Regions from separate parts of the Homo sapiens genome. Here region 2 is linked to region 1. Evidence: read pairs that join two places in POLR2A ChIA-PET (ENCODE). Cell type or tissue: GM12878. All regions are shown on one strand. Each heading gives the region's core, and the rest is flanking DNA. Links, peaks and the distances in the headings are about the cores only.

Region 1 (7,352 bases), core at 1-5,000:
CACAGAGAAAAGCACAGTTTCCCTAACTCCCCGCTCCCTAACTCCTCGCTCTTTAACTCTCACCTCCCTAACTCCCCCCTCCCTAACTCCCTTCTCCCTAACTCCCCTCTCCCTAACTCCCTTCCCTAACTCCCCTCTCCTTAACTCCTCTCCCTAACTCCCCCCTCCCTAAATCCCCTCTCCCTAACTCCCTTCTCCCTAACCCCCCTCTCCCTAACTCCCCTCCCTAACTCCCCCTTCCCTAACCCCCCTCTCCCTAGCTCCCCTCTCCCTAACTCCCTTCTCCCTAACTCCCCTCCCTAACTCCCCTCTCCCTAACCCCCCTCTCCCTAACTCCCATCTCCCTAACTCCCCCCTCCCTAACTCCTTGCTCCATAACTCCCCCCCAGCTCCCCTCTCCCTAACTCCCCTCCCTAACTCCCCTCTCCTTAACTCCTCTCCCTAACTCCCCCCTCCCTAAATCCCCTCTCCCTAACTCCCCTCCCTAACTCCCCTCCCTAACTCCCCCTTCCCTAACCCCCCTCTCCCTAGCTCCCCTCTCCCTAACTCCCTTCTCCCTAACTCCCCTCCCTAACTCCCCTCTCCCTAACCCCCCTCTCCCTAACTCCCATCTCCCTAACTCCCCCCTCCCTAACTCCTTGCTCCATAACTCCCCCCCAGCTCCCCTCTCCCTAACTCCCCTCTCCCTAACTCCCCTCCCTAACTCCCCTCTCCTTAACTCCTCTCCCTAACTCCCCCCTCCCTAACTCCCCTCTCCCTAACTCCCCTCCCTAACTCCCTTCTCCCTAACCCCCCTCTCCCTAACTCCCCCCTCCCTAACTCCCCTCTCCCTAACTCCCCTCCCTAACTCCCCTCTCCTTAACTCCTCTCCCTAACTCCCCCCTCCCTAACTCCCCTCTCCCTAACTCCCCTCCCTAACTCCCTTCTCCCTAACCCCCCTCTCCCTAACCCCCCTCTCCCTAACTCCCCTCCCTAACCTCCCTCTCCCTAACTCCCCTCTCCCTAACTCCCCTCCCTAACTCCCCCCTCCCTAACTCCTCTCCCTAACTGTCCTCTCCCTAGCTCCCCTCTCCCTAACTCTCCTCTCCCTAACTCCCCTCCCTAACCTCCCTCTCCCTAACTCCCCTCTCCCTAACCCCCCTCTCCCTAACACCCCTCCCTAACTCCCCCCCAACTCCTCTCCCTAACTCCCCTCTCCCTAACTCCCCTCCCTAACTCCCCTCCCTAACTCCCCTCTCCCTAACTCCCCCTCCCTAACTCCCCACTCACTAACTCCCCTCTCCCTAACTCCCCTCTTCCTAACTCCCCTCCCCAATTCCCCCCTCCCTAACTCCCCCCCAACTCCCTACTCCCTAACTCCCCGCTCCCTAACTCCCAGCTCCCTCACTGGTGGCTCCCCTGCGCTCTGGGAGTGTCCTGTGGGATGGACAGATGCCTCCGTGGTGCCTTGCAAGCCTTGCAGGTGGTTATTCCTCCTGTGAGTGCTCCTGTGAGTGCTCTCCAGGCAGCAGCAGGGGTCCTGTCCCTGTAGGCCCCTGAGTCTGGGAGATAGCTGGTTTGCAGCCCCACTGAACAGGAGAGCCTGGCTGGCCACAGAACCCATGACTTTGCTGTAGTCCCTGAGTCCTCTTGTTGCTGATTATCTAAAATCAAACCATTACTCTGCAGGCACTGGGTTTGTCAATCTTTTCACAATAAAGCGAGCATTTAAACTGCTTAAGCTTTGAGGGGTGTAGGGAGAAGCCTCACACGAGCCCCTTCTGGAAAGGACTTTGTCCATCTTGTGTCTTACCCTCGCCGGTTCATTTCTGTTGTTTCTGGCTGGCAACAAACAAAAGAGCCCCCCCACCCCCCACCCCCGAAAAAGAACCCAGCTTTTTAAAGAACATGCAAACTCTTGCCTGCAGCAGGCGCCGGCAGCCAGGCACCCCGGCAGCCAGTGGTAGCTCATACACCAGCATGGGCTGTGGCAAAGGCATCTGATTTGAAATTTTTTTGCAAAATAAAATAATTCCTTGGGGTCCTGAAGGAGAGATGAAGCCCAAGGGAAGGTGTTCTGGTGCTGAAGTTAAAGGAATTTTCTGGAAGGTACACAGAGTTCTCTTGTCACTAGAAGCAGTCCCTTGTTTAACCAAAGGTGGCTGAGGCCCTGGCGTCTCTGCCCCTCTGTTAGCTCTGGGGAATCAGCGTGACCTCGAGGTAACACTGACCACACGGGACTGTTCAAAGTCTGTCTCCCCAACTGTGCTGAGCTCCTGGAGGAAAGGCCCCTGCCTCCGTCACACTGATTCCCCAGAGGGGCAGAGACGCCGGGACTCAGACACCTCTGGTTCCATGTGGTCAGAGGACATGAGCCTCCCGGGTGGGGAGCGTGTGCCACGGTGTAGATGCCAGGAGTCTGGAATAGGAAGGCGTGCAGTGTTGCACAGCGACCTGGGAGAGGTCCTGCTCCTGGGAGTGCAGGGGGAAAAACCCACTGAGGCTTTCTCTGCAGGCTGAGACGTTTGTCCTTCAGATGGAAGGCATTGGGATCTACTAGACTTGGAATCCAGACTTGCTTTTTGGAAAAATTATTCTGTCAGTTTTGTGGAGGGTGATTTGAGATGGTCTTGACCAGGGATCTGTCGAGGGACAGGGAGTCAGTATTTTCAGCCTCCACAGTCTGTTGCGACCACTCAACGGTGCAGCCAGACTCAGCATGCCAGGGAGGAGTCCTAGCTGGCTTTAATCAGCCACATCTACACACCAGGACGTGACTACACAGCAGGCCGCGTCTACGCAGGCCGCGTCTACACACCAGGCAGAGTCTACACACCAAGCTGCAACCACATACCAGGCCACACAGGCCGCATCTACACACTAGGCGGGAGACTGCATTTGGCCCACGGGTGGTAGTTTGCAACCCTCCCAGCAGGCGAGAGGGTACTTGTAGAGTGAGTGAGAAGCAGTAGCAGTCAGCCCCTGTGCACAGTTCTCTAACCCCATCAGCATGGCTCCGGGAAGTAAACTGAGGCCAAGGGAAGTCCCTTGGCTGAGCCCAGATGGTCTATATCAGGGGTGTCCAATCTTTTGGCTTCCCTGGGCCACATTGGAAGAAGAATTGTCTTGGGCCACACATAAAATCCATTGATAGCTGATGAGCTTAACAAAAAATCTCATCTCATCATGTTTTAAGAAAGTTTACGAATTTGTGTTGGACCACATGTTGGACAAGCTTGGTCTAGATCATTAGACCAAGACTCTGAGAGTCATCAGGGTGAGATGGAACTGGAGCCGAGGCTGTGTGGATGGGGAGAAGGGAAGCGAGTCTCAAGCTGGGTGGGACACGTGGGGCTGGGGAGGGAGGAGGGTTAGGACGAATTGCTTCCTGGGATGGCTCCTGAGGGCCGGCACTGCCAGGACAGGGAGTTCCTGAGGAGGACCTGGTTTGCGGTGCCTGTGGGTATCGGATGAGGAGGCTCAGAGACTAGGTCAGGCTAGAAAGGCGTGGGGGTCTTCACCTTAGAGGGCAGGCCCTGGGAGAGGTCAGTGGGCTGCCAGCAGTGGGGGCCGAGAAGACCTGCCTGGGAGGAGGCCCACAGAGAGTGCCCCCCTGCCTCGAGGAGGGACACTGACAATGTGCTCACTGGGTTTGCCACTGGTGAAGGCTTCAGGTGGCTGCTTCTGAGGATTAGCCAGAGGGAAGGAGAGGGTGTAGGTGTGGGTGCTCTTGTACCATGGTGGGCGAGGGGGCCTGGGCGGGGGTGGGAAGGGACAGAGGTGCCGGGGACTCAGGGAAGGGTTTTCCTTCATTAACAGATTCGCCATTTATTCAGCAGCAGTTGAGTGTCTGTGGGAGTGTGGGGTCTGGAGGTAAAATGGTGACAAGGTGGGCGACTTGGGGCAGCCTGTGGATGGAAGGGAGGAACCAGAAGAGCAGGTGCCCGGCGGCTGGGGGGACTGACCTGAGTGGCAGGTGTGAGCCCCACCCAGGGGCCTCGGCTGCTGAAGTTGGCCACAGAGTGGTCTCCTGGGAGAAGTGGGCCGGAGATTTGACAGGAATGGTGAAGGTGAGGACAGTGGCTCTCCGGAGTGCTGAGGGAGTTGAACAGGGAAGAACATGGGGGTTCCAGGGGCTGGTGACGACGACACCTCACGATGTCTGACAGCAGTCTATGCAGGCACCGTTGTTCTGTGCTGGCAAGCACCGTCTTCCCGGGCCTGCAGCTCAGATGTGGCAGCTGAGCAGCTCGATCTTTGGGGTGCTTGATCCAGGTTGTGGGTTCATAATATGCCTAAGGTGGGGCCCCCGGTAGAGTGCAGAGGGGCTGTTGAAGAAGTGGCTAATGGCTCACCTGGCATCTCTTTCCCTTCAGCCAATGCGTGCAGACTGTCTGCTCCCTGCCTGGCAGTGCGTCAGGTGCTGGGGCTGTGACAGTGGCCAGATCCCTGCCCCAGGAGCAGAAATAATCACCTAGCCAGGCAGGGACGGTGGGAGAGCCGGAGCGGCATGGGAGGGAGGGCGAGTGGGCAAGTCTTCCCAGGGAGCTGATGCCCCGTAGGAGAGACCGAGCTGCTGGTGCGAAGAGCAGGCCCGACTGTTCCAGGCAGGGGGAACTGCAGGCTCTGCCAGGGCCAGTGTGGTCAGGGGACAGAAGGAGGTCTATGTAGCCAGCCGGCAGGCAGAGGAGATGGTACAGTGTGAGGGCTGAGCGGGAGCAGAGTGGGTTCACCCCAGGACCTGAGGAAGCCGCTGAAGCTGGGAGTGTGCCATCTGATGGATGCTACTTCATGGCAGGTGGCGAGGGAGTGTCAGGGGATGTTGGTGGGGGGCAGCTGGCAGGGCAACTTCATGGCGGGGGGTATGGGAGTGTCAGGGGCGGAGAGGCAGGAGGGGTGGAGGGAGGCAGCCGGCATGGCATGGTGAGGAAGGGCCATGGAAGAGGACAGAACCTGTCCACGGAGTCAATGCTGAGGAAGGAAGACGGAGGATGAGGCCAGTCAGGTTTTTCGTGGTGGCAGTGCCTTATGTTTTTATCGAAGTGTATATTCACACAGAAAAGCACATCTCCCAGGATCCTGAGAGAGCTTGAACCAGACCACTGTGGACACGGTGGCCACCCGTCACCACTACCCTTCCCAAGGGGAGACGAGGAGCAAGTAGGCTTGAGGGAAAAGCTGCACAGGACTCGTGTCTTGAAATGTCTAAGACGCATGTCAGAAATGCAGGTAAGGGGGGGTGCGGGTGCTCGCACCTGTGATCCCAGCACTTTGGGAGGCTGAGGCAGGAGGATCACTTGAGCCCAGGAGTTCAAGACTGGCCTGGACAATATAACGAGGCCTCATCTCTATAAAAAAAATTAAAAATTAGCTGTGCCCCAGGTGTGTTGGCTCACACCTGTAATCCTGGCACTTTGGGAGGCCAAGGCAGGTGGATCACCTGAGGTCAGGAGTTCAAGACCAGCCTGACCAACATGGAGAAACTGCATCTCTACTAAAAATACAAAATTAGACGGGCGTGGTGGTGCATGCCTGTAATCCCAGCTACTAGGGAATCTGAGGCAGGAGAATCACTTGAACCCAGGAGGCGGAGGTTGCAGTGAGCCGAGATCGTGCCATTGCACTCCAGCCTAGGCAATAAGAGGAAAACTCTGTCTCCAAAAAAAAAAAAAAAAAAAAAAAAAAATTCGCTGTGCGTGGTGGCACACGCCTGTAGTCCCAGCTACTTGGGAGGCTGAGGTGGGAGGATCGCTTGAGCCTCAGAGGTTGAGGCTGCAGTGAGCGTGATCACTGTTGCCTGGGCAACAGAGCGAGGCCCTATCTCAGAAAAACAAAAAAAGAAATGTAGGCGGGATTGGCATAGCAGGTAAGATAGAGTAATTCGAGCTCAGTGGAGACTTCTTGGGCCTGGCTGGGGTTTTGAGGCCTTGGGACTAGAAAAGGGGCAGGGCCTGGATGCAGTCAGAGGAGGATGTCCAGCACGGGGAACCCCAGCCCTGCTGCCGGGAAGGCCCCGGTGATCAGCCCTGTGACCACCTCAGGGGGTCCTGAGAGGCCTGCCCCTTAAAGGGAGCATGGAGTCTTCCCTGCGGGCCTGGAGGAACTGCTGGCAGCCCCCCTGTGCTGTTAGGAGGATCACTCTGAGCAGCAGGTTCCACGTATGTGCCTTGTTCACTCCTTGAACCTCACCCTGGGGCTAAAACCTAGGACTGTCCGAAAGTTCCATGTGGAATTGTCACCCTGTTTTTGTATCTTCTCAGCCCAGCAGGCTGCGGCGTGGAGAAGGGGGTGTCTCTGGTGGGGGTGTCTGTTGCTGGCTGCCGTGCACCAGGGCCTCGTGGTCCACATATTTGGGGCCCAGAATTGCACGGAGCCACTGGAGTCCCCAAGCCCTTCCCAGGCGCCCTGGCAGGGAGGACAGCGTCTGCCCATAAAGGCACATGTTTGCTGCTTTGTTGTTTTCTCAAGGAGGACCCAGCCAGGGAAGCTTCTCAGGCCGGGATTCACTGAGCTATAGTTGGAGGGCAGAGATATGGAACCTCTGCCCAGGGCCAGTGTTCTCGATCGAAGCACCGGGAGCTGTCTCCCCACGCCCCACTGTGGCACTTGGCGGCTGTCCAGAGACAGGCAGCTCTCACCAAGGCGGCGCAGACGTGGGCCTGGTGCCCCATGGCTGCACTGAGCCATCATGCTGTATGCCCGGGAAGTGGGCTTGGCGACAGCAGTGAAGGGCTGCAGTTCCTGGCCGCCACCAGCACCCTGACCCTGGGGCTCTGCCACAGAGCCACGCCTGGGGTGGAGGGTGAGCTGGGAGAGGCCTGCGGCCGAGCCAGGCCCCGCAGTGAGCCGAGCAGTTCTTTGGCGCCAAGGCACAGACACGCTGGCCTCCAGGCAGTCAGGGCAGCGCAGACTCTGGTCCCTGCAGTCATTTGCATTAATAGAAAGGCGCCAGGGGACAGACACTGCCAAAAACAACAACAGATACGAAAAAGAAGGAGTGTTTTTATTTGGTTTGGATGTGTTTGGTATTCCAATGCTGCAGGAGCCTAACCCAGAGGAAGTGGAGACTCCTTTACTGCACATCTGTCTGCTCCAGGCCAGGCACTGTTCTAGGAGCCAGGATACAGAGGTGGAGACAGAAACAAACAAACCGATAACTGTATACAATACTCTAACGTCAGGTGGGGACAAGGGCCAAGGACCCAGGGACGGAGGGTGATGTCTGCAGCAGGGCAGTCAGGGAGGGCTTCCTGGATGAGGTGGCATTTGAGTAAAATACAGACCTGTACCCTGTCTATGATCCTATCCCACTTCACCCCGTCAGCCTTCCCCTCCCACCTGACTCTCCTGCGCTTCTCTCTTTAGAGGGACCA
Region 2 (12,079 bases), core at 4,358-9,357, 190 kb after region 1:
GGCTTGTCTCAAACTCCTGGCCTCAATGATCCTCCTGCCCCGGCCTCCCAAGGTGCTGGGATTATAGGCGTGAGCCGCTGTTCCTGGCTGCTTTCATTTCTTGTCTCTGGAGAAGGAGTCCCAATCTGGCAGCTAGTGGGCAAATTTTTATGCGAGTCTAAGTTCTGTGATTTGCTGCCTCAGCCTAAAAAAGACCTTAAATTTGGCATTTCTTGAATCAGCCTTTTTCCTCTGCTGTGTATTTTACTCCCTGTTTTTGTCCTCCTCAGCAAGCTGCGAATATTGTGCGTGCTCTGGAACTTTTTGTGAAAGCAGATGTCCTGAGTGGAGAGAATGCCTACATGTGTGCTAAGTAAGTTTCACGTTGCTTGTGGCAGAAGACTGATACCAGACGGGAAATAAGTCCCCTCACCTGACAGTGTTGTGCCCACCCACTCTTCCTTAGCGGTGACCGCTGCTCGCATTTCTTGAGGAACCTATGTGTGTCCTAAAAACTCAAACTTCTAAATAACACGAATGAAGCAATAGCTATGATTTTTATAGCTACAGTTTACACCATACCTGTTCTAAAGATGCCGCATATATTGTGCAGTAGGGGCTGTGGTTTCCCATTGCTAGGGATGGTGAAACTGAGGCACAGAGAAGTGAAGTGACCAGCCATGGGGCCACACCAAGAGGACGTGGCAGAGCACGAGCTCACATCAGTTCACACTGGCTGGCACCGGGCGGCCGCCCCAGGGACTGTGCCCAACCAGCTGCTCTCTTGCCTCTTAAGGAGTGTTTTCTTTGGCTTTCATTTTTTACTTAACTGGTTTTGGACATTTTTCCGTTTCTGCAGATAGAACTCTTACTTTGTCATTTGTTGCATTTTTAGTAGTGACAGGGTTTCACCTTGTTGGCCAGGCTGGTCTCGAACTCCTGAACTCAGGTGATCTTCCTGCCTTGCCTCCCAAAGTGCTGGGATCACACTACTACAGCCGGCTGAATATCTTTATATCTAGGTCCTTGTAAAGCTGTAGGCACTAAAGAATATATTCTTAATTCTGCTTTACTCTTCTTTAGGTCTGTTTCCTGCAGCTCTCCAAGCTGCGCGCCTCTGCTTCTGTTTTCTCTCCCTGTGTTTGCGCATCTTCTAGCTTTGCTTACGTTGACTTCCTGCCTGCCCGTTTTATCACTCAGCCACATCTGCTTTAATTTGCTCTTTCCTGTGTTGGCCCAAAGCAACTTTTTCCTGTATTTTATTTAGTTTCCTGGTGGGTACAGTACTTTTATTTTTTTGCTTTAGAATCTTCCCACTTTCTGTAGTCTTATTTCCCTGTGGTAGCTTTCCTTTACTTGAGGCATGCTTAATGTGATTTTGAGAGGAGCAGAAGGTCGAAATCTCATTGATGAAGATTCCACTATTACAGAGCAGTTGTTGCTGTTATTAACTTAGCGTTAAGACAACATTTTTCAGAGCACGAATCAATCATTCATTAATCTTTCTCATCACCTTCTTCATAGATGCAAGAAGAAGGTTCCAGCCAGCAAGCGCTTCACCATCCACAGAACATCCAACGTCTTAACCCTTTCCCTCAAGCGCTTTGCCAACTTCAGCGGGGGGAAGATCACCAAGGTGAGCGCTCGTGACACCATCCCAGGCAGCTCCGTGGGCCACAGTCGGCATCAGAATAACACGAAGAAAGTGATAGCCACGAGTTTGATAGCTGCTGTTTACACAGTACCTGTCCCTGTTCTAAAGGTTCTACACATATTGTGAAGTAGGGACTGTAGTTTCGCCCTTGTCCAGGACGGGAAGACAGTCACAGAGAGGGGAAGCAACCTGGGACGCCTTTTAAAAATAGACGTTTCTGGGTTTATCCCAGTGCCAGTGAATTTGAATCTCTGGAGGACAGGGCCCAGGAATCTGCATTTTTGCAAAATCCCTGAATGCTTGTTATACACAGTCAAGTTCCAGGGCCACTGTCTTAATGGATTTACCGCAGCTTCTGGTTGTGCTTGGGCTGGTCCTGGCAGGGACTTTCAGGGTTCTCCAGATGAGTGTGATGAGCACTGGGCGGTGGGACTTGCATTGTCCATGTCCTTTTGATGTCTAGAACAGGTGCCGTTGCATGCTCTGGCTTTTTATGAAATATGGAGTTTAGAAAAACTACTTTTGACACGATGGTATTTTATTGTTTAAATTTCATTTTGTTTTAAGACAGGGTCTCACTCTGTCACCTGGGCTGGAGTGCAGTGGCATAATCAGCGCTCACTACAGTCTTGACCTCCCAAGCTCAAGCGATCCCCCTGCCTTAGCCTCCTGAGTAGCTGGGACTGTGGGCACATGCCACCATGCCTGGTTAATTTTTTAAAAAGTTTTTTGTAGAGACAGCATCTTGCTGTGTTGCCCAGGGTGGTCTCAAACTCCTGGGCTCAAGTGACCTGCATGCCTTGACCTCTCACAGTGCTGGGATTACAGGTGTGAGCCACCATACCTGGCCTATAGTGGCATTTTCATAGAAGATGTGTTTCTTTTTTCTTTTTTCTCTTTTTTTTTTTTTTGAGACAGAGTCTTGCTCTGATGCCCAGGCTGGATTGCAGTGGCGCTGTCTCCACCTTCTGGGTTCAAGTGATTCTCCTGCATCAGCCTCCAGAGTAGTTGGGATTAAGGCGCCCACCACCACACCTGGCTAATTTTTGTATTTTTAGTAGAGATGGGGTTTTGCCATGGTGGCCAGGCTGGTCTCGAACTCCTGAGCTCAGGTGATCCGCCTGCCTCAGCCTCCTAAAGTGCTGGGATAACAGGCATGAGCCACCGTGCCCAGTAGATGTCTGTATCTCATAAAAATCTAGAGTTCTGTTCTGAGAGCCTGGTTATGTGGTTTGGAATGACACCCTTGGCTGAGCCTCCGTTTCCTCACTGGTAGTGGTGGGGGCTTGCTTAGGTCAGCATTTCTCAAATGTGTTTGCAGATTCTTAATGTCGTAGACTCAGGTGTCGTGTAACCACAAGGGCATGTTTTAAGAAATGTGTCACCAGGCAATTCTGTCACTGTGTGAACATCATAGAGTGCATTTACACAGACGTAGATGACGGAGCCAGCTGTATGGTATAGCCCATTGCTCCTAGGCCACAAACCTACACAGCCTGTTCCTGTCCTGAATACTGTAGGCAGTTGCAACACAATGGGAAGTATTTGTGTATCTAAACATAGAGAAGGTACAGTGAAAATGCAGTATTATAATCTTATGGGATCGCTGTTGTATATGTGGTCTGTCATTGACCAAAACATGTTATGTGGCACATGACTGATGGTATGTGACGTTTAAGAACAGGCAAAATTAATGGTGACAGAAATCAGAACAGTGAATATTTGAGATGGGGGCAATGACTGGGATGTGGGAATTTTCTAGTTGATGTTCTGCATGTCCATCAGTATATACTTGTCAAAACTCTTTGATCTATATACTGAAGATCTATGCATTTCAACAAATCCCACAACTCAGTTTAAAAAAATGATTTAGGCTGGGCACAATGGCTCACAACTCTAATGTCAGCACTTAGGGAGGCTGAGGTGGGAGGATTGCTTGAGACTGGGAGTTTAAGACCAGCTTGGGCAACATAGTGAGACCCTGTCTCTACAAAAAAATTTTGGTTTTTTTGTTTTTTTTTTTGAGACGGAGTCTTACTCTGTCACCCAGGCTAGAGTGCAGTGGCACCATCTCAGCTCACTGCAATATCTGCCTCCCAAGTTCAAGCGATTCTCCTGCCTCAGCCTCCCAAGTAGCTGGGACCACAAATGTGTGCCACCATGCTTGGCTAAATTTTGTATTTTTAGTAGAGACGGGGTTCCACCATGTTGGCCAGGCTGGTCTTGAACTCCTGACCTCAAGTGATCCACCCACCTCGGCCTCCCAAAGTGTTGGGATTATAGGTGTGAGCCATCATGCCCGGCCTAAAAAATTTTTATTAATTGGCCAGTCATGGTGGCGCGTGCCTATAGTCCCAGCTACTTGGGAGGTAGAGATAGGAGGATTGCTTGAGTCCAGGAGTTTGAAGTTACAGTGAGCTATGAATGTACCACTGCACTCTAGCCTGGGTGACAGAGCGAGACTGTGTTTCTTAAAAAAAAAAAAAAAAATTATGCGTATGTTTTTCGGAGTTCCTAAACACACGTCTGTATATGACCCAGAATAATGGCAATCCTGTCATGTGGGCTCTGTGCTGTCCTGGTGCACTCAGCCTACAGCTGCCATGCCAGGCACTATTACTGCTAAGAATATATGTGTGTGCATGTATGTATATATGTGTGTGCACGTATTATATGTGTGTGTATGTATATGTGTGTGCATGCATGTGTGTATATGTGTGTGTATGTGTGCGTATGCATGTGTGCGTGCATGTATGTGTTGTGCATGTATGTATATGCGTACATGTGTATGCATGCATATGTGTGTGTGTATGTATATATGTGTGCATGTGTGTATACGATGTATGTATGCATGTATGTATATATGTGTGCATGTATTTTATGCGTGCATGTATGCATATATGTATGCATGTTATGTATATGTGTGCGTGTATTTTTTTCTATGAAAAATTGGTCAGTTTTGGGAAGACATTTTAGCATGACCTTTCTTCTGATCCAGTTGATTAAAAGTCTTACTTGCGGTAGCAGTTGGCTATATTAATTCAGCACTTTTATTTCTGAAGATCTAAAACCCAGCATTCTCTCCCTTTTCTCCCACCAACAATGTTCCTGTAAAGTGGAGGGAAAGAAAATGAGTGACCCTTCTCATTTGATCGTTAGGAACCAGGTGGTGAGAGAACTAATGGAGATGCTTGACAAAGACAAGAACAGATCCTGCATTGCTTGATGGGACAATAAAGTTTCCCATAGGCTGGCTGGAGAAGACTCACTTCTCAGCATCTTGGTGTTTTTTCTTTGTTTGTTTGTTTTGATTGTTTTGAGATGGAGTCTCGCTCTGTTGCGAGGCTGGAGTGCAGTGGTATGATCTCGGCTCACTGTAACCTCCACCTCCTGGTTTCAAGCGATTCTCCTGCCTCAGCCTCCTGAGTAGCTGGAACTACAGGCACGTGCCACCACGCCTGGCTAATTTTTGTATTTTTAGTAGAGACAAGGTTTCGCCATCTTGGCCACGATGGTCTCAATCTCTTGACCTTGTGATCTACCCGCCTCGGCCTCCCAAAGTGCTGGGATTACAGGCGTGAGCCACCGCACCTGGCCAGCATCTTGGTTTTTAATCATTGCCTGGGGGAGCTCCTGCACAGCGTTGCTGCACACCCATTCGCCCCAAATTGTCTTTTTCTTGTTTGTGGCGGGGCAGTTTTGAGACAGTCTCGCTCTGTCGCCCAGGCTGAGTGCAGTGGCTCGATCTCGGCTCACTGCAACCTCTGCCTCGCGGGTTCAAGTGATTCTTGTTCCTCAGCCTCCTGAGTAGCTGGGATTACAGGCAGTGCACCACCATGCCCAGCTAATTTTTTGTATTTTTATTAGAAGTGGGGTTTCGCTATATTGGTCAGGCTGATCTCGAACTCCTCGAGGTGATCCCCCTGCCTCAGCCTCCCAAAGTGCTGGGATTACAGGCGTGAGCCACTGTGCCCGGCCCCCAAATTGTTAAAGACCAGACAAGCTGGGCATTTTGTGTGGTTGTGGATGGAAAGGGCAAATTGATCTTTACTCTCAAAGTGAATTTTATTTGTCTTTTCCTTGATTTTTCAAACAGGATGTAGGCTATCCGGAATTCCTCAACATACGTCCGTATATGTCCCAGAATAATGGTGATCCTGTCATGTATGGACTCTATGCTGTCCTGGTGCACTCGGGCTACAGCTGCCATGCCGGGCACTATTACTGCTACGTGAAGGTGAGAGGCTTGTGTCAGTGCAGCTGCCTCCTGGGACAGGTTTCAGCACCCATGCACATCCAGATGCGGCCTCTGTAGAGCACTTACTTTGTGAAAAGTGTGATGTTTTGTGGTTGTATTCAAGTCCTCGTTGTTGCCTCTCTGCGTGGAGTGAAAAGATGCCCTTTACAGAAGTGTTGCACCAGAATCTAGTGTTCTCAGACTTGCAGGGAGACACGGAAGAGGCAGCCGCTTCTGGTGCCATCCTTAGAACCCTGGCAAAATCGGCCATGGTGATGACACTGCCTGAATGTCCTTTAGAAGGGACAGTTCCTATCTGTTGGGGCACTAGGAAGGAACTGGGACGCAGAGCACACTTTGGGGTCACATTCCGAGTTATGAAAATATTACACGTTTTAATAGAAGTTGTTACCTGTTGATTATTAATAGTGTTTGGAAATGTAGCAACTAACAGATTTTTTATTCCCTTTTTAAAAAGTGAGGATAATGGGATGCTTGTTGATTGTTTTGTTTTCTGCAACATCCTTGGCTGCTTCAGGCAAGCAATGGACAGTGGTACCAGATGAATGATTCCTTGGTCCATTCCAGCAACGTCAAGGTGGTTCTGAACCAGCAGGCCTACGTGCTGTTCTATCTGCGGTAATAAACTCACGCCCTCCCCAGATGAGCTCACTCCCTCTGCTCTTTTCTTATACCGGTGGGCCTCCCTAACCTTTTTTTGTTTGAAGGTAATTGGGAATTCCACTGGAGGGATTTGTCATGTGTCATAGAGACCGTCCACAGGGAAGGACACTTTTTAGTAAAGCCAGAGCCTTGGGAAGGTCAGGACAGGATCCCATCTGCCCTCACATTGATGCTGTTTTGAATGTAAACAGGAAAGTCACCATTTATAGTATTGCCCCAAATTAGAGGTACTGCTCCCTGGATGGTAGCCAGCCAATGCCCCTTCCCGTGTGGGGAAGCTGCCCCTGTAGGGATATGCTGGGAAGGACGTGTTTGTGGGGGTGCTGCTGCAGAGCTTCTCTGGAGGGGCCTTCTCCTGGAGCTGGCTGTCACTGACCTGGAGGCTGGAGACCGTGGCAGCTGAGGCATTTTTGCTGCTTTGTACGTCTCTGCAGAGTGTGGCTGAGGTGTTTGAGGTTCTTGCTTTCTGGTGCATTGAACTCTGATCTTGGAGGAATTCTGACTCTAATTTGCCCTTGCTCTGCTTATATTCAGCAGATACTTGGGGCTGATCTCTCAGCCTCACTGTGGTTGAAAGGCAAAGGGAGATTCCAGAGAAGTGGTTAGGACTGGCAGGGTTTCCCCAGGCCGTGTTTCTGCCTTTGCCCCGCCTTAACTTATTCTAATTCTCTCCGTTTCTGTAATGCCTAGTAAGAGAATTCCCTACTTGTTTTCTTCCTTTGACAGAATTCCAGGCTCTAAGAAAAGTCCCGAGGGCCTCATCTCCAGGACAGGCTCCTCCTCCCTTCCCGGCCGCCCGAGTGTGATTCCAGATCACTCCAAGAAGAACATCGGCAATGGGATTATTTCCTCCCCACTGACTGGAAAGGTATTTGTGAGAATGATGGAGGCCAAAGTGGCTGGTCTTGGTGCTCCTCACAGACCTCCTCACACTTGGGAAGTTGGCCACAGTGGAAGGAATTTGCAGGCAGTTTGCACTATTCTAGTTGATGTTATTTCTTTTCTTTTCTTTTTTTTTTTTTTTTTTTTTCGAGACAGAGTCTCGCTCTGTCATCCAGGCTGGGGTGCAGTGGTGCGATCTCCAATCTCGGCTCACTGCAAGCTCTGCCTCCCGGGTTCCCGCCATTCTCCTGCCTCAGCCTCCCTAGTAGCTGGGATTATAGGTGCCCGAACCACGCCCGGCTAATTTTTTTTGTATTTTTAGTAGAGACGGGGTTTCACCGTGTTAGCCAGGATGCTTTCGATCTCCTGACCTCAGGATCTGCCCGCCTCGGCCTCCCAAAGTGCTGGGATTACAGGCATGAGCCACCGCGCCCGGCCAATGTTATTTCTTAAACTGGTCATCAGCTGACATTGGCTATAGAGAAAGAGGAGACATGAATGAGAAAATTCTGACCCAACAAATTAGAATTGTCATTCACAGATCTGTTCTACTCATGAGACCAGCACCACTTACAGGTGTCGTGACAGGTGTGCCAAGCAAACTTTCTGTGTGCACTCCTTTTATTTCCTTTATAATGCCAAGCAAACTTTTTTTTTTGGAGACAGGGTCTCACTCTGTTACCCAGACTGGAGTACAGTGGCACAATCATGGTTCAGGGCAGGCTTGAGCTCCTGGATTCAAGCCACCCTCCTGCCCCAGCATCCCTAGTATTCGGGACTATCAGTGCACTACCACACCCAGCTAATTTTTAAATTTTGTGTAGAGACAGGGTCTCACTATGTTGCCCTGGCTGGTCTTAAGCTCCTCAGCCCAAGCAATTCTCCTGTCTTGGCCTCTCAGAGTGCCAGGATTACAGGCACCAAGCAAACTCTTAACCGTAAGCGTGTAGGAAAAAATATCCTTTTTTTTTTTTCTTTGAGACGGAGTCTCATTCTGTCGCCCAGGCTGGAGTGCAGTGGCGCAACCTTGGCTCGCTGCAACCTCCACCTCCCAGGTTCAAGCGATTCTCCTGCCTCAGCCTCCCGAGTAGCTGGGACTACAGGCGTGTGCCACCATGCATGGCTAATTTTTTTATTTTTAGTGGAGACGGGGTTTCACTTTATTAGCCAGGATGGTCTCTATCTGCTGACCTCCTGATCCACCCGCCTCAGCCTCCCAAAGTGCTGGGATTACAGACGTGAGCCACTGTGCCCGGCCTGTTCTCACATTTAACGGGGAAAATGTGAGTAGTTTGTACCAATGTTAATTTCCTGATTTGGGTAATTCTGCTGTGGTTATGTAAGAGAGTGTCTTTGTTCTTTGGAAATACACATGGACATATTTTGGGGTAAAAGAACATCATGTCTGCAATTTACTCAAATGGATCAGAAATAGAAATATGTGTATATGCATACGTACATAGTCATACATATATACACACGTACATATACATACAGAGAGAGGATGATAAAGGTTATGTGGTTACAGGTTAACCATTAGGAACTACCCTCTAAGTTACCTTTGTGTGTATTTGAAATTTTCTGCTAGAACTGTTAAGAATTCAGTTTCACTAAGTGGATTCATGAGCAGTTTCCTCATTAGAACACAGTGATCATTTGAAGTGGGGTGGACCCTCTTGATGACTGTTTCTTTTTTTTTTTTTTTTTTTTTTTTTGAGACAGAGTCTCGCTCTGTCACTGAGGCTGGAGTGCAGTGGCGCCATCTCAGCTCACTGCAGCCTCTGCCACTATGCAGCCTCCGCCTCTTGGGTTCAAGCGATTCTCCTGCCTCTGCCTCCTGAGTAGCTGTAATTACAGGTGCCCGCCAGCACTCCCGGCTAATTTTTGTAGTTTTAGTAGAGATGGGGTTTCACCATGTTGGCCAGGCTGGTCTGGAACTCCTGACCTCAAGTGATTCGCTCAGCTTGACCTCCCAGAGTCCTGGGATACAGGCATGAGCCACCGTGCCCGGCCTGGATGACTGTTTTTGATGGATCGTCTTCCTCTCCCTTTAGAATGAAGAGTTGAACCCCACACACAGGCAGTCAGGGCCTTTCACAGTCTGCAGGGGTTTTGGTCATTTACGTACATCTGTATTTCTCTTCACATTAAAGAAAATAGAAGCTGAAATTAGAAGCATTAGAATTGAAGTGGCAGTAAAATACATGATATAATTGCAAAGTTGGTGGTCACTGTAGCCCAGACTAGGAAGTTAGGAAGCAGCCTGGGCCTGGGACTGTGACTCATGTCTGTAATTCCAACACTTTGGGAAGCCGATGTGGGAAGATCAGTGGATCCCAGGAGTTCGAGACCAACCTGGGCAAAACCCTGTCTCTACTAAAAATGCAAAAGCTAGCCAGGTTTAATGGCACGTGCCTGTATTCCCAGCTACTCAGGAGGCTGAGGTGGGAGGATCACTTGAGCCAGGGAGATTAAGGCTGGAGTGAGTCATGATCATACCACTCCACACCAGCCTGGGCAACAGAGCAAGACCCTGTCTCAAAACAAATTTAAAAAGTAGCCTGGGCAACATAGATCCCATCAGCACAGAGAATATTCAGTAAGCTGTTGGGGGAGGATCACTTGAACCCGGGAGGTTGAGGCTGTATGCAGTGAGCCATGATCACGCTGGTGAATTCCAGGCAAGGTGACAGAGTGAGACCTTGTCTACAAAAAAAAGAAGAGGGGGGCCGGGCACTTTGGGAGGCTGAGGTGGGTGGACCATTTGAGGTCAGGAGTTTGAGACCAGCTTGCCAATATGGTGAGACCCTGTCTCTACTAAAAATACAAAAGTTAGCTGGGCATGGTGGCGTGCGCCTGTAATCCCAGCTATTCGAGAGGCCGAGGTAGGAGAATCGCTTGAACCCGGGAGGTGGAGGTTGCAGTGAGCTGAGATTGTGCCACTGCACTCCAGCCTGGGTGACAGAGCGGGACTCCATCTCAAAAAAAGGAAGCAGCCTGGGCAACATAGAAAGACCCCCATCTCCAAAACCCCATCTCCAAAAAAAGTGCAAAAATTAGCCAGGTGTGGTGGTGCACGTCTGTTGTCCCAGCTGTTTGGAGGTTGAGGCAGGAGGATCACTTAAACACAAGGCTGCATTGAGCTATCATTGTGCCACTGCGCTCCAGCCTGGACAACAGAATGAGACCCTGTCTCAAAAAACCCCAGAAAAACAAAGGAAGCCCCACTTGCCACAGGAACTCCATGGGCAGAGTGATGCCCGAGGGTGGAGATTGGCTCAAGGAGAGTCCCTGTGTCAGGCACACCTGCAGGGGCGCTTCACTGACCATGAGCATTTTCATTACAAACGTGATTTTCCAAATACACTGCAAGCAGACGAGCCGTTTTACTCTAAATGACATGGTGCAAGTTCTAGTGTGTATGGAAATGTTCAGCCAGTGAAACGGCTTTGCGGTGCAGTGGAAAGATGAATTCCTTTTAGAAAACAGTATTAACAAAGAATAGAATGTAGGGAACAAAACAAAACTTGGAAGAAAATAGAGGTAAATTCTTAACCTCTGGGAAGGGAAGAAGACTTTGTATGCTTAAAGTTGAAGGATAAAATGTAGAAGAATTATGAATTGACTAAGATTTACATTTTTGTACATAATTTACTACAAACAAATGAAGCAATAAAACCTTGTAAAATATTGTCAACAAAAGGTTAACATTTGTAAACAAAAGATCTCATTCAAATGAAGATCACTTTAGTGCATGTGCAGAGAATATGAATGTTAAAGTGGTAATAGCCCAAACGAGTGTCAAATTAGCAAATGTTTTGAAAAATAGATGTGGCTGGAGTATAGTAAAAGCAGTTTGGCATTTTGCATCAGATTTCATGAAAATGAAATCTGTAATTTCATTTCCAGAAAATTAGCCTTGTAATTCCATTTCCAGAAAATTAGCATGGAGTACTAAGTACAGGAAAAGCTCAACAAATATTTTTTAAGCACCGACTCTATACCAGACCCTTGAGTTGCTGGTGAGGGCTGCAGTGGGAACGAGAGAGATAACGGGTACAGCCTCTTGGTCAAGCAGGGGAAGGCTGACATTCAGCATCTAAATACAGAATAATAAGTTATTTCTATGCAGTTGTAATAAGTGCTCTGAAGGGTAAAGGATACACACACATATACTGTACAGTATTTTTAATTTCAACAGTTGGAGACAATATAGCTTATATAAATTAACCATACAGTTAATGTGTATCAGTAGTACATAGTATATATAGTAAAATGTCAAAGACAGGCCGACAGGCAGGGTGCAGTTGCTCAGGCCTGTAATCCCAGCACTTTGAGAGGCCAGGGTGGGAGGATTGCTTGAGCTCAGGAATTCAAGGCTAGCCGGGGCAACATAGCAAGATCCCCATCTCTACAAAATAGTAATAATTATTCGGGTGTGGTGGTCTACTCCTATAGTCCTAGCCAGTTGGGCAGCTGAAGTGGGAGGATCTCTTGAGCCCAGAAGGTTGAGGCTGCAGTGAGTTATGATGACATCATCATGCCACTGCACTCCAGCCTGGGCAACAGAGCAAGGCTCTGTCTTAAAGATATTTATTGAGAGTTATCGCCCATAAAAATGCTTGAGATAATAGCTTTAAGAT

What was found. ChIA-PET counts read pairs that join two places held together with the same protein. Peaks named below come from ENCODE experiments on the same cell type or tissue, not always from the same donor. Only the 100,000 strongest peaks of a DNase experiment are listed, where the experiment ranks them.
Region 2: POLR2A ChIA-PET joins it to region 1 with 12 read pairs; 4 of 35 experiments call an interaction of 5 or more read pairs at or near these places.

Annotation. Positions count from the first base shown.
Region 1 is chr17:78,997,956-79,005,307 of GRCh38, reverse strand. It overlaps CANT1 (calcium activated nucleotidase 1), which reads left to right. Exons shown (of 5, transcript NM_001159773.2): 2 at 7,345-7,352. Among named protein-coding and RNA genes, the nearest start is that of CANT1, 8.1 kb to the left of the region's middle. In GM12878, for the core only: no CTCF peak of the experiment used is centred there; no DNase peak of the experiment used is centred there.
Region 2 is chr17:78,808,203-78,820,281 of GRCh38, reverse strand. It overlaps USP36 (ubiquitin specific peptidase 36), which reads left to right. Exons shown (of 21, transcript NM_001385174.1): 9 at 270-352; 10 at 1,504-1,615; 11 at 5,730-5,870; 12 at 6,409-6,509; 13 at 7,281-7,422. Among named protein-coding and RNA genes, the nearest start is that of USP36, 27 kb to the left of the region's middle. In GM12878, for the core only: no CTCF peak of the experiment used is centred there; a DNase peak (open chromatin) is centred at 7,081; H3K27ac peaks cover 308 bases.